2 separate regions of the Homo sapiens genome follow, and region 1 is linked to region 2. Evidence: chromatin contacts called from ENCODE Hi-C or POLR2A ChIA-PET data. All regions are on one chromosome and are shown on one strand. Each heading gives the region's core, a stretch centred on a gene start or an enhancer-like site at or near the end of the contact. The rest is flanking DNA. Distances are from core to core; before and after follow the strand shown. Region 1 has its middle 24 kb from the start of LINC02421. Region 2 holds the start of IFNG-AS1 (IFNG regulatory antisense RNA 1).

Evidence for each region. A loop is a pair of places that touch in the nucleus more often than their neighbours do. ChIA-PET counts read pairs that join two places held with the same protein, here RNA polymerase II (POLR2A). Pooled maps may share reads with other maps.
Region 1: a map of OCI-LY7 shows a loop between it and region 2 (2.7-fold over the local background). The contact joins the enhancer-like site here to the promoter of IFNG-AS1 in region 2. A Hi-C loop is called at or near these places in 1 of 168 maps with a recorded cell type or tissue (OCI-LY7) and 4 of 50 pooled maps. POLR2A ChIA-PET finds 5 or more read pairs at or near these places in 2 of 52 experiments (OCI-LY7 and activated CD4-positive, alpha-beta T cell).

Annotation. Positions count from the first base shown.
Region 1 is chr12:67,750,506-67,757,422 of GRCh38, forward strand. No RefSeq gene overlaps it. Among named protein-coding and RNA genes, the nearest start is that of LINC02421, 24 kb to the left of the region's middle. Within about 2 kb of position 4,631, at least 2 of the 41 ENCODE cell types and tissues checked have a DNase peak (open chromatin) inside an H3K27ac peak, as active enhancers do.
Region 2 is chr12:67,987,579-67,993,782 of GRCh38, forward strand. It overlaps IFNG-AS1 (IFNG regulatory antisense RNA 1), which reads left to right and starts at 1,869. Exons shown (of 4, transcript NR_104125.3): 1 at 1,869-2,001.

The sequences.
Region 1 (6,917 bases), core at 3,381-5,880, 230 kb before region 2:
TAGCATGCACAATTTTTTTTTTAGTCTAGCCAGTAATGTTCTGAAAGATGTAGTGAATTCCATAGGTTTGTTATGTTCTCATATTTTACTTTCTAATCCTTTGTTTCTCTTTCTTGGTCCTCCCCATGGTAGCTTGGAAGTGACACACAACTGCAGCCCTTTAAAAAAGTAGACTGTGCTTGTGGTGGTGAACAGCTCATGACAATGGCTCTTGGCTGTCCAAACCATTCTAAGAGGATATGGTGTCTAGTCTGTTGTGAAAGTCCAGGGAGACCCAAAGGCTACAGTGGCAGTTTCAAGCTGGCATATGGATAGGCGTAAAGGTTACAAACAGATGGTAGATGGAGTTAGAAGCAAATATTTTCATTTTCAAAACAGCAGACACAGCACCAGGCACCTAAAGGCAGTGTTTCATATTGCAGTGGGGGAAACTTGAGCTCAGTGGCAGGCTTTGGCATCACCCAAGAGGAGTGGCGAGCTGTCCACAAAGGCAGCATTTGGAAGGGCAACCCTCTCCTCCCTGGGCCACATTCACAGATGTGCACTGCTGGCGGAGACCCTGCTGGCTAGGATGTAGGTCTGGGAGGGAAGTGGTGTCCTGAGGGCCCAGCCTTAGGACACTTACCCAGCCACAGGACTGGGCTTTAGTCACAGATCATATACAGAAATGGCACCAGACAAATGTTGAAAAGAGAATATCTCTCCCCTCATCCCCAGAATTTTGTCTTAAAGAGTAACACATGCTACTTGTACGTATGAAGGAGAAATACCAAAACCTAGGTGACAGTTACTGCTGAATTATCAGAAGACCAAAGAGAGGGGGGATTTTACTCACCTTAACCTACTGGTGTTACTTTCTCCGCTTTATACTGACTTGTGTGCAGCTGCCCCCAGGAAGCATGATGGTCACCTAGAGTCCAGTGTTGTTTAAAAGAATCACAGCTGCGTACTTTGATGTAGACAAAAAAGAGAGAGTTGAGTACAGTTAGGGCAGCTGTGTGCATGCAGTGCGTGTGCACATATGGGAGACACACTTCTCAAAAGGAGACTGTAGACAACACAGCCCTCTTGTGATGAGAACAGCATGGCCCTTTTGCTCGGCTTTCTTTGAGGCTGTGCTGTAAGGGTGCTTCTCTTTCCAACCCTGTTGGAATCTATAAACTTTCTGGGACCTTGGTCCTTGGCATGTCTGCCTGGGGGTTTTTGCTTAGAGGATACTGCTGCTTATCTTGCTCACTCCTGATGGCTCACAGTCTCTTTCTGCTTACTTTTGCATCAGGGCTGAGCTTCTGTGACTCCTTCGGCCCTCCAGCCACTGCGGAAGTTATAAGCCCTCAAGAGACAGCAGAAAGATTAAAGGGATGAGCCTCTGAAATTGTATGAATCTGGGGCTTTGGGGAGCCGAGCTTGATTTACATTGGAGCTTTGCTGGAATCATTTCCCATGGACATATTCAGGAGGCTGTTGGAGGCTTCCACTGCCCTCCTCCTTTTCAAGGTAGCTATTTCAGAAAGTTAATTAACCTGGGATAGTTCCCTCCTTTGGAGCTTGAGAGAGACCCAGAATTTGTCTTTTTAAAATGACCCATATCCTGGAAAATGGGGAAGACAAATCCTCATCTTCATCCTCTTTTATCTTAGTAGGCTCATTTTTTTCTTCAACTCACGATAATAATTTAACTCCCCTCTTTTAGATTTATTAACGTACATATTTATTAGTTGCTTGTTTTGTACAAATTGCTATGTTAGGGACTCTGAAGAATATAAAGAAGTAGAAAACTCGGTCTTTGACCTCAAGGAATTTGCAATCTTAATGTGATTATAAAACTTGAAATGATAACTGACACATTTTAGACTATGTTAAGTCTCAGATGACTGGAATAGGTGACAAATGCCGTAAGAATTTCAGCACATATTTCCCTCTCTCTCATCTTTGTCTTTAGAGTTAAGCAGTGTGAGTCTGAATCTTGAGTCACACTCCTGTGTGACCTTGGACAAGTCACTTGTCCTTTCTAAGCCTCAGTTTTTCATCTGCAAAAGGGGAAGAAATAATGCGAGCCTCTCAGGAGTTGACTGAATTAAATAATGTATAAAAAGCATTTAACACCTTCCCTTGCACATACGAGTGCTCAATAAAAACTGTTATTATTGTTAGTTACCTAGCAATTTTATGTACTCCTCAATGCTGTGAGTAGACATATGAGAGAAAGCTCACAGATACTGACTGCATGGCTAATATAACATTTTCAGACTTTTCAGTGATGTCTGCCTCTATGGAGCTGAAACAATATTTAAACTCTCAGTATCCCTTGCTTTCCACTCTCTCCATGGTTTAATCACTAAAATAAATATGGGGTAATTAAATAAGTTGACCCAAGGCTATACCAAATGAAGTGACCCAGACCCTGGACAGCTATCGATAAGGACAGAGTCAGAGGGGAGAGGTGGCAATCCTAATAGAGGAAAGATATTTCATAAAGCCAGCACCAATCCCTGCATTCATGGAGGGTGGTAGGAGAGAAGGAACATACAGGAGTTCCTAAGTCTTATTTTAACCTGTTGCGTGCCATGTTATATTTCTGTTCCTTAATTTAGTAGAAAATCTTTTTTTTTTTTGGTGACAGAGTCTCGCTCTGTTGCCCAGGCTGGAGTGCAGTGGTATGATCTTGGCTCACTGCAACCTCTACCTCCCAGGTTCAAGCGATTTTCCTGCCTCAGCCTCCTGAGTAGCTGGGATTACAGGTGTGCACCACCACACCTGGCTAATTTTTGTATTTTTAGTAGAGGTGGGGTTTCATCATGTTGGCCAGGCTGGTCTCAAACTCCTGACCTCAGGTGATCCACCCGCCTCAGCCTCCCAAAGTGTCGGATTACAGGTGTGAGCCAATGTGCCTGACCAAAAATCTTTTTATCCTAACACTTGTAAGTACTGATGCCCCAGGAATAGGGCCTGTGAGGACACAGATTATGAATGCTAACAGACATAGAAGTAAAACTCTCCCTTCCTATGCTTTAAAACATCCCTAAAACTCACCACCACTGTCTTGCTCAGTGCGGGCTTGGTAACTAACAGCTTCATGGGAAGATTTCCTTTTGCCTTTGAAAAGTGCTCTCCCAGTGGCTTTGAGAAATAGCTGATTCCTCTCCCACAGGCCAGCGGTTCCCTTTTCCCACAGGAAGCCCGCAGCAGCAGCAGGTGGGAAGCCAGGGAACTTTTGAAAGCTGATTCTGTTTGTGCTTTACCTATCGCTCCCTTTGAAGGTACTGTGGAAAAGAGAGCCCATAATGGAGGTTCTAACAACTCTCCAGTTAGTTTTAAAAATGATTCAGCCTATGAAATTGTTTCCAGGCCACAGGGCTTTTCCCAGCTCTTCCTAAACTGTGAGCTCAAAGCAAGGACAGCAAAGGACAGAGCTCAGACAATGCTCCCAGTCTGTTTCTGGGAATGTGCTGTCTCCTCTTAGGCAGAACAGTTTACTCGGAACCTGTACTAATCTTCAGGGCTGGTTTATTAGCATGCACCCTAAGGCCTTTCACCTGGCAGCCAGAAGGGCATTTAGTATCAATACAGCATCCCCCATTTAGGTGTTTAATATGATATCCAAATGAACTTCTAGCCAGCCAGAACTATGGGGATCCAAGGACAAGACCAAAAGATGTTTATATATCATTAAACTGGTGACCCAGTAACAAACCACACCATCCAAAGAGGGTGAGTGTGTGTGTGTGTGCGCACACACAGAATTATACAAATTTCACGTGAATAGCACAATCATATTACACTGTATTTTGGAGGGCTTCAAGGTATTCAATTGTTTAATGCTGATGTATAAATCATCTCACAACTTTTGTAACTTTGATTTGGCATTCTTCATACACACACAATACACACACACACATACACACATACATATATATGTGTAGTATGCTTGCAGCCCAGAAACTGAGAGTGACCTAGGACTGCTTTTTATGTTTAAGAGGCCTGGTTGTGCAGCAAAAATCACAGCAAGTCTGAATTATGCTGACTATAAACTAAGAATACAAGGTACCCAATATGGCAAGTACAAGGGTATTTACGGCAACAAGAAGGCACATTAATCAAAGTGGGAACTGTTTTGGAAATTTAGATGGAACGCTGTCATAACTATAGATGTTTGGAAATTTCTTCTGGAAAGTGAAGCTCACTCTAACACCAGGGAGACTTCTCATCATCCCCCTTTTCCTCAGCATTGGTAGGTCATTTTAATCTCTTAAAAATCACGTCATTTTGCATTCATCCATTTCTCATTTCACAGTGCCTACTATGCACCAGATACAGTGGATGTAAAAGCAACTTGTACGTTGTTTGGTTCTATTAAACATTAATGATTATTATTAAGAGTTTAGTACAGACTTCATCCAATGACAGCTATGGTATGGAGTTCTGCAAATCTCAGAGACTAGATCTAGTAGTAACTTGAAATCGGGAGTGTCAATATTCTTAGGTGAACCTAATCAAACGTGAACAGGGAGGACTGCATCCCCGAGTTGAGGACTGCAGTGTTTGCTGCCTAAGTGCACGGGGCTGAGCGTTTGGCTCTGAGAGGTGTTTTGGAAATATTTGAATTGGCCTGAATTCTCACCTATGAGGCAAGACTGTGCACTCTTGATGTAGACTGTTTGCTGTGGTTGCAGTTGCCGACCCTGCTCCTCTCACTTTAAAAGATATGCTTGGAGAGGCTGTTCTCTCCTTGTGTGTGTGCCAAAGGGACACCTTCAGCAGCAAAGAATTTGAAAGCAAGTGTGTGTGTGTCTGGGGTGAGGGGAGAATGAGGTGGGGAAGAAACCCTACTTCTCTGATCGAGATTCCAGGGAGGAGATAAAACGCCCTTTAAGAAAACAAGAAATTAGCCATTAGTTCTACAAAGATGCATTTCACCAAAGGAGGAACTTCTCTTTGTTCAGGGGAAATACTTTTTTTTTAAAAAAAGGTCCTGATTCCAGTTGTTGCCCAAGTCAGTTCCTAATTACGACTGACTGTGGCATAGACCTCTGTGAATCCCCTGAAGTGGTTAGTGAACTGAAACCCAACTTTTAAGAAGATTTGAGATCAAAAGTATAGTTTTATTAAGTCAACTTAAGATTACATGTTCTGGAAAAAGGCATATTGAGTCTGTGGATAAGAAATAATAATTACATACCTGAAGAACCAAAAGGAGAAGAAAAGGGGACTGGTTGATTTATCCCATTACAGATGCAGTGTCTTCTAGCTAATCTTCATTTCTTTTCTTTTCTTATTTGGTCTGCTCTGCCCTCCATGGGGTTATTCACCAAAGAGTGAATTGTGTCATGCACTGGGGTCTCATGAAAACTAGAGATAGAAAACCTAATCCTAAATTCTTCTCTTTGAAGAAAACACCTTTCTGAAAGGCTTCTCAGGAGATGCAGAGAGCTGTGGTTTTGAGTCTCTGTATCGGAGCCATTCCCCTTCTCCCTCCCACTCTCTAGCCTCCAAGTTTCTATGGTGATATTTCCTCTTCACAGTGATCAGTAGTAGTAGTAATAATAATAATAATAATGCAATGTTAACAGAAGAAGCAAGCAGTAATAACTCAGGGCTAAAGAAGTCTTCATACTAAATAATTTTAAACCTACAGAACAACTTCAGCTTTACCTCCTGAGATGCTATCTTGTAGCAGGACATTTTTTTTCTTTTTTAATTTTGCATGGTATAAAGTTACTAATTATGTAAGTTGAGAATTAGACATATATCCAGTTTCCATTATCATCCTACAGAGAAACAGAACGCTGAATTCTAGTGCCAAATGTATCATTTAGAGTGCAACATCAGTTCTTCAAAGAAAAGCATTATTTCTTGGGCTGGGGAAGAAGCAGTGAAAATCACAGTTTACACGAACCATTTGATCACTGTCTAGGTTAAAATGGGTCATTCTCTACCTTTGCTGAGTTCACTTAGGAAAAAGAAAAGAAAAAGAAAATGGGTTTTCTCCTGGTTTTGTTATTGCTGTGATGTTCCTTTCTTTGCCATGCTAATGGCTTCCTGCGTGTGTGTGTGTGTGTGTGTGTGTGTGTGTGTGTGGCTATTAATTCACTCACTTGCACTTTGTGTCTGTAGCATGCTTGTCTAATCTGTGTCTACCTCAGAGACCTTAGGGCCAAGGCTATCACCTATAGCTCTATGGACAGTGCCCTGCACAACCCCACTGTAACAGGGCAGTGAATCCTTGAATGAAAGTCTATACCACTGCCAAGTTTAATACGGCCTCTAACATAAAAGAAAAAAAAGCCATCCTCTTTCTCTTGTGCAAGGAAATAGGTTAGATTAAGCAAGAACAAAGTCTTAGATAAGATGGAAGGGGGTCTATTGAGGAAGTGGCGATGTTTTTATCTTTGGTGGTCAGTGGGATTTTAACAAAGAATCAAAGTAGTGCTGCCTGGCCTTAGGTAGATGAGGTAGTTTTATAGCCTGAGCACAGGTCTGGGAGTATCCAAAGACCTCAAGGCAGCTAGGGAGTACTGGGGCCTGAGCAGGAGGTAGCCCTCCCTGCCCTGGGTCACCCTAGCTCTACTTTTCTCTTTGGTTGGAAACCCTTTGGTTCTAGCAATGCCACGGCCATCTCTCAGAGTGAGTGTGGCCAGGAGAACCAAAGAAACTTATCCTCTTCATTTGCTTTGCATTTTCTGCATTTCCGATTTTCCCAGACTTTTAATATATTGAATCATGCAACCTTATGCATTCTGCTAGAACTTTTAGGTAGTAGCAGAGGTTCTAATTTGATTCTATTTTAATTGTTTTGGGGGTTGTGCCCAGACATGGACATTTTTATAAAGCTCTCAGTTGAGCTTACCATTTCTCGAGAGTGGAGAAAGGCTAGGATGAAGCCAGTGAGTGAGCTAGGGTTTAAATCCAGACTGCCA
Region 2 (6,204 bases), core at 619-3,118:
CTCTCTCTCTCTTTCCCTCTTTCTCTTTCTCTCCTATTAATTCAATTAATTTTCTCAAGAACCAAGTGAGGAACGTGCTCCTATTGCCCACATTTTGCAAAAAACACTGAGATTTAACAAAACGAAGTATCTTGCCCCAAGTCACCCATCTAAGAAGTGGAAGAGCCAGTCAAGGCCTTGGTCTGCCCGTGCCTGCCAGTGCTCTTGATAACACAATATGGAAAGTGCCCTTTAACAATGATTGGCAGTCAGTTAATTACTTTAGGATTTCATTCTAACCTTAGAAAATCTTCCCTCTCCTTTTCCAATAACGGATATAAAATAGAGGAACCTCATTTGTGTTGAGGACAGGAACCCGACACTTCTATCTGTGTCAATAGTCTCTGGCTCAGTGACTACCATATATGGGTGCTCAGTAAATCCGTAGGAGCCCAATACAGGACATGTTCAATCTTTATGCTAGAGGTGTCTTGGGCACAGAGGGCCAGGATGACCTTTCCAAGATCAAACCCATGCCTCTTGGCTCAAACCCTAATCCATCTCTAGAACCTGGGGATGTATATTATATAATGTTCTATAAACTTTATATAATTTGTCCTCATGATACTTGCTTGGGTAAGTATGAGAATTATTTCCATTCACATGAAAAAAAGGTGGTCTTGGAGAAATGCTAAATGACTTGCCCAAGTTCACATAGCTAGTAAGTGGCAGAGCTAAACTTTAGACCCAGGTTTCTTTCTCCCCAGCCCCTCTGCATTTTCTCCAGCGTAGTCTACCAACAAATCAGCACTGTTTACTTGGAGATTTTCAAACTGGCTGCAACGTGACCTGTTGAGGCCACACACATATAAAAGAGGGAGGGAGCTGTATTCTTTACTCTGTGCCAGATTTTGCTCAGATATGAAAATAAAGCTACTGAAAACTGTAGAACAGAAGCTGTTGACACTTTTTCCTCAAAGACTGGTAATAGGTCTTCAAGAATCCAGACACATGTTGCAGTCCAGTTTATCTACAGCCAAGAGTGTATTTACAGGATAGCAATTAGCTGTGGTCTCTCCAGTCAAGGAACAGGATTAACCTAATTAGCCACTAATGTCACCAAATGCATGACCTGAAAAGGCAGGCAGGGGCTGCCCAAGCTGGAATAGCCAGCCACCAACAGTAGTTTAGAGTACCTCATACAGAGGAGGAGACTTATTTCAGTAGCATTTCAATTAAACACATCACTAAATCATACAGACACATGCAAATATAAAAATGCAAATTTGAAATACAACACTTTCTTGTAGGTGATTTTGGGACTGAAACAGGGGACTGAAACTTCACACAACCACTGTTTTGTCTCCGGTGGATTCCTAGGGAGTATCTCAGTGCCTTGCACTCAATACTGTTTACTGAGTAAAGGAATCAATGAGTACAAACATGATCTTATGAAAGCAAAATCACTTATAAAGCTACATACATCTCTAATTCTCATTTGGTTTTAACTTCCCCATTGCAATTAAAAGTCTACCTTCATTTCCACGCATATCAACCAATATCCCCCAAAAAGAAAGTTGCATGAAAAAAGTTGCATGAAAAAAACAGAAAAGTTGCATTAAAAAAACAGAATTCCCACCGTGTCCCAGATTTTCCAAATAATCCTGCCATTCGGAAGCCTGTTCATAGCCCCAAAGTACTGAAAGGCCTTGCAAAATGCTCATAGGTGGAACAGCAGGAAGCATCTAGAGCCATCTCAGAGGGAGCCTTCTGCTTCCAGAAATAAATTCACACATTCACAGGTGCTTCCTGTTTTTTCAAACACCTTGCCCACCTTCTGCACACCAAGCGTGGATTCTGCAAAACGTGAGCCCAACAGGAAGCTGCCTGCAATTTCAGGTAGCTTTTCTGACTCTTAAAGAGATCTCAAGTATACCTTCAGAGAAATGCCAGCAAAAACTGTAGTCATTTGGGAAGGAATAAGCCTGGAAGAAAAAGATACAACGAACTAGCACAACGAGGGTGAGAACATTTTTCATGAAAATGCTGTTTGTAAATTACATTTTTAAACAAATAAATGTGTTTTCTTTAGGTTTTTAGCTCCTGTGGGTGGAATTAGGAGAACCAACTGTAAGTGGGTGGTGTTTGTCATATCTCTGCTGTGAGGGAGGAAGAAGAAGGAGGAAGGCTGGGGTGGAGAGGAGGAAGGAGACCCGCATGGCTGGAATGTCTCCACTGAGCTCAGGGGGATGAATTCCTCTGAGACTTCTTCTATTTCAGGAAGCTCACAAACCCTTCCTGAGATCTCAGAATAACCTTGAAATGAACATGTAGAACATTGATTAAGTTGTGAGAGTGTTCACAGTAAGCTTTGATTGAACTATTCTAGGGAATTTCTTCTTAACATGGTCACAGGTGGATGAGTTGGGAAGAAAATGCCATGGGCGCCGTACTCAGTTTTAAAATGAATTCAGAGAAGTTGTTCAAGGTGGTGAGTGCCATGTCACATATCATAGGTCTTGGATAATTTAGGGTGATTTTTTAATTGTAATTAAAACTACTAATTGCATAATTACTGCTAACACTACTGGTTCAGTTCCAAGTATGTATTCTTACATTTGCTTTTGTTTTGTTCTGTATTTTCCCAGCCATATTGCCAAATTAAGTTAAATCACGTAAATAATTTTGCTTATTAAATTGACTTCTTAATGTTCTTTTTTTCTGAAATGAAACTAAAAACAATATCTACAAAGTCAAGCTTATTCAACTTAACTGGTAAAAGGGCTGCATGGGAGAATGTTTCTCAGCTGAAATTCAAAGAAATGTCTTTAACCTACAATGGTCAGAACTGGTCCATATAAATCCTCTCTGAGCTCACCTTTGGCAGTGAATTAAGGGAACAAAGTTAAGAGCGATTAGCTTTGTTTTGCTTGTAGTAACAAAAATAGAAACATCTGAACATCTTATATGACCAATAGAAGCTTTCTAATCCTTTTTTAAAGGAAACTTTATACACCTAAGGGTTTGAAATACATTAATACTTTTTTTTTTTTTGAGATGGAGTCTCGCACTGTCGACCGGGCTGGAGTGCAGTGGCGCGATCTCAGCTCACTGCAACCTCCGCCTCCTGACTTCAAGTGATTCTCCTGCCTCAGCCTCCCAATGGCTGGGATTACAGGTGCCTGTCACCATGCCCAGCTAATTTTTTGTATTTTTAGTAGAGATGGGGTTTCCCTATGTTGGCCAAGCTGGTCTCAAACTCCTGACCTCGTGATCCGCCCGCCTCGGCCTCTCAAAGTGCTGGGATTACAGGCATGAGCCACCGCTACATAAATAATTTTTTTTTAACTTTAAACTCTGTTCTACACAAGAAATTATTTATCTTCCACCTGCCCTATGTGGTTTGGTGAAGCACCATGTCACCATGTGCATATGGCTATTAAAGATCCAATATGAACATGCTATAGTTTCAAACAAGTTGCTGTCCAGAAAGAACCTGACATCCTCTCGGGACACACACATATCACAGTAAAATGATACCAGATAATGGCAAAGGAGGGATGGAGTCTAGACTTGGTCCTATTATTTACCAAGTATCTCTAGGTTTCCATTTTCTCATTAGCAAAAAGAGGAAATTGGATTATGTGTTCTGTAAAACTGCTCCTAGCTTTAAAGTGTATTGATTATTAGGTTTTAAGAAGATCTGAAATAAAAGACGGCACATGCTAAGTGGCAGATGAGCTGCTATAATGGTTCTGAAAAGGAAGTGACTGCATAGGGTTGGAGCATCTGGGAAAGCCCCCGTGGGGTTGAGAGGTGTGGCTGGCTCTAGAAAATGGGCAGAACCTAAGAAGGTAGAGATGAGGGGGAGCAGTTCACAGGGCACACTCAGGAGACCAGGGGATGCTCGACTGTGGCTAGATCCAGACAGACCCCCGATGCACATGTGAGTGCTAGAGAAAATCTTGTTTCTTGCCACCTTAATGAATGAGGATAATAAGATCACTTGTGGGAAAGTTTTAGTAGCTAAGACTGCTGATCCAATGGGCAAAGCATCTTCAAAGGAAAGCCCGCAAGATGGGCCATGTTAAACCCAGAACTTTTGCCAAGGCTCTTTGGCTTCTCCGCACCAGGGAGGTCTCAGTCAGTACTTCGTACTGCAACTATGCCCTCACATGACTCCTCTCTTTTAAATAGCTGGAAGTCTCTTAAACAGGTTCAAAAAACAAGACTTCCTAATACAAAACCAAACAAATTCTGCCATCTCTTAGCTCTGTGACCTTGAAAAGTTTGTTTTAAATGAAATAGCTCAAGGATAGAGAAAATTATCTAGAATGAAATAATAAGTGTCCATATGCTTGTCATCCAGCTTTGTTACATGTTATTGCTCTTAGTTATTTTCTCATAGTTATTTCAGATTTTTCACAAGGAAAGAAAGGTTAAAGTTGACTCTAATTATGTACTACCTTTCAAGCCAATTCTCTTCCTCTCTCTCTCTTTCTCTTTCTCTCTGTCTCTGTATCCAGGAGTAAACACATTTTGAATTTGATGTTTATCTTCCCGTGATGTTTCTGTATTTATGCTCCATAGACACCTACAAATAATATTGAGTATTGTTTTGTGTCCCTAGATGTTATATGAATGGTATCATACTTTGCATTTCTTTTAATATCTGGCTTTGGTAATTCACCATTAAATTGTTGAGGTTTATCCATGTTGATACACATTATTTTCACTGCTACATAGTATTCCACTGAATCATTATTCCAAAATTTATCAATCTATTTTCTTGTTAGTGGAATCTTGGGTTGTTTAAAAGATCTTTCTATCTCGAATAATGTTGCAACATAGCCCTCTCACGTGTTTCCTCCACATAGGTCAAAGCTTACCTAGGAGCCATTGGAGGACACATATACTGTTAGTTTTGGAAGGTATTATATAACTGCTCTGTCCTTTTCTAACAGTGACAGCTTCCAATTCTCTACATCCTTGCCCACGTGCAACATTTTAATCCTTTTCAATTTGATAGGTATACTATTTTAATGTATGTTTACATGCTATAAAAGCCTTTTATGCTCCATTGTACAGAATACTGAAGTAAAATCTCTATTTCTCTTGCTGCATAGCCCAGTCTAGTTCCTTTTAGGACTAATCTAATTCCTTTCAGTTTATGGTATTTTGGTTACCAAATTAGACACTGTTTTTCTTTGAGTAAATATATCTCAAAGCAAGTGTTGACTTTGCACAGTAACAATGAAAGGTAAATTGTTTGCAAAAGTAGAGATAATATCACTGTGCCAACTTTAAGGTTCAGAAAACATCCCTTGATTTCGTATCCCATTTTCTTTCCCTTTGGTCCTCCCACCAGTTGATAACCACCATGAACAGCCAAAATACTGCATGCAAAATTATATTTGTGATATTTGCAGCTTGACTTAAGAAAATGAAGTAGCCGAAAATCTGAGAAATATGTCCTCTTGTCACTTTCCTGTCCTTGTGCAGTGCTGAGGGATTTCAGACACAAACAGGTCCCCATTAGGCTCGAATCACTTTGATAAATCTCTGATAAGCATCAAGGTTCTGGGGCTTTTTACAGAAAAGAATTTCTTTTTCTTTATTTTTTAATTTCTGAATTTCATTGGGCAGATGAAAGTTCCTCTGTTTCTTTAGAAAATCACCCTCTGTTTTTTACGCAGTTCATGATGTACTTTCTTCTTTCACTCGGACAGGATTTAGAAGAGCAATCTGGCATTCATCTCAGTGAAAGCATCAAAATATCTAACTCTGTCAGATCATTAAATAGAACACTATATAGTTATAAAATACACATCTTAAACCATTTATAAAAGGTCATTGAGGAATCTTAAGTGATCTGAAAAATGTTCATGAGATAAAGCTCAGGCAGTGGAAATAAACTATATGTATATGTGCATATCAAAAACAGTTCCATCTCTATCTTTCAATCTATTTCTCATCAATCTATCTAGATAAAAGAAATATACCAAAATGCTAACAATGAATATCTTCCAGTGAAGAGATCATGAATTATTAAACACTTAAAAATATATTTCTGATTTTCCAATAGTTCTACCATGAACATATATTATTTTTATGACCTAAAATGATTAGAACAAAAGGCACTTATTAATAAAAAAGATAATGTAACAAAGTTCTAAGAAGACATAGTCTTATAGTATGGAGGCTTGATAAAGAAATTTAATATAT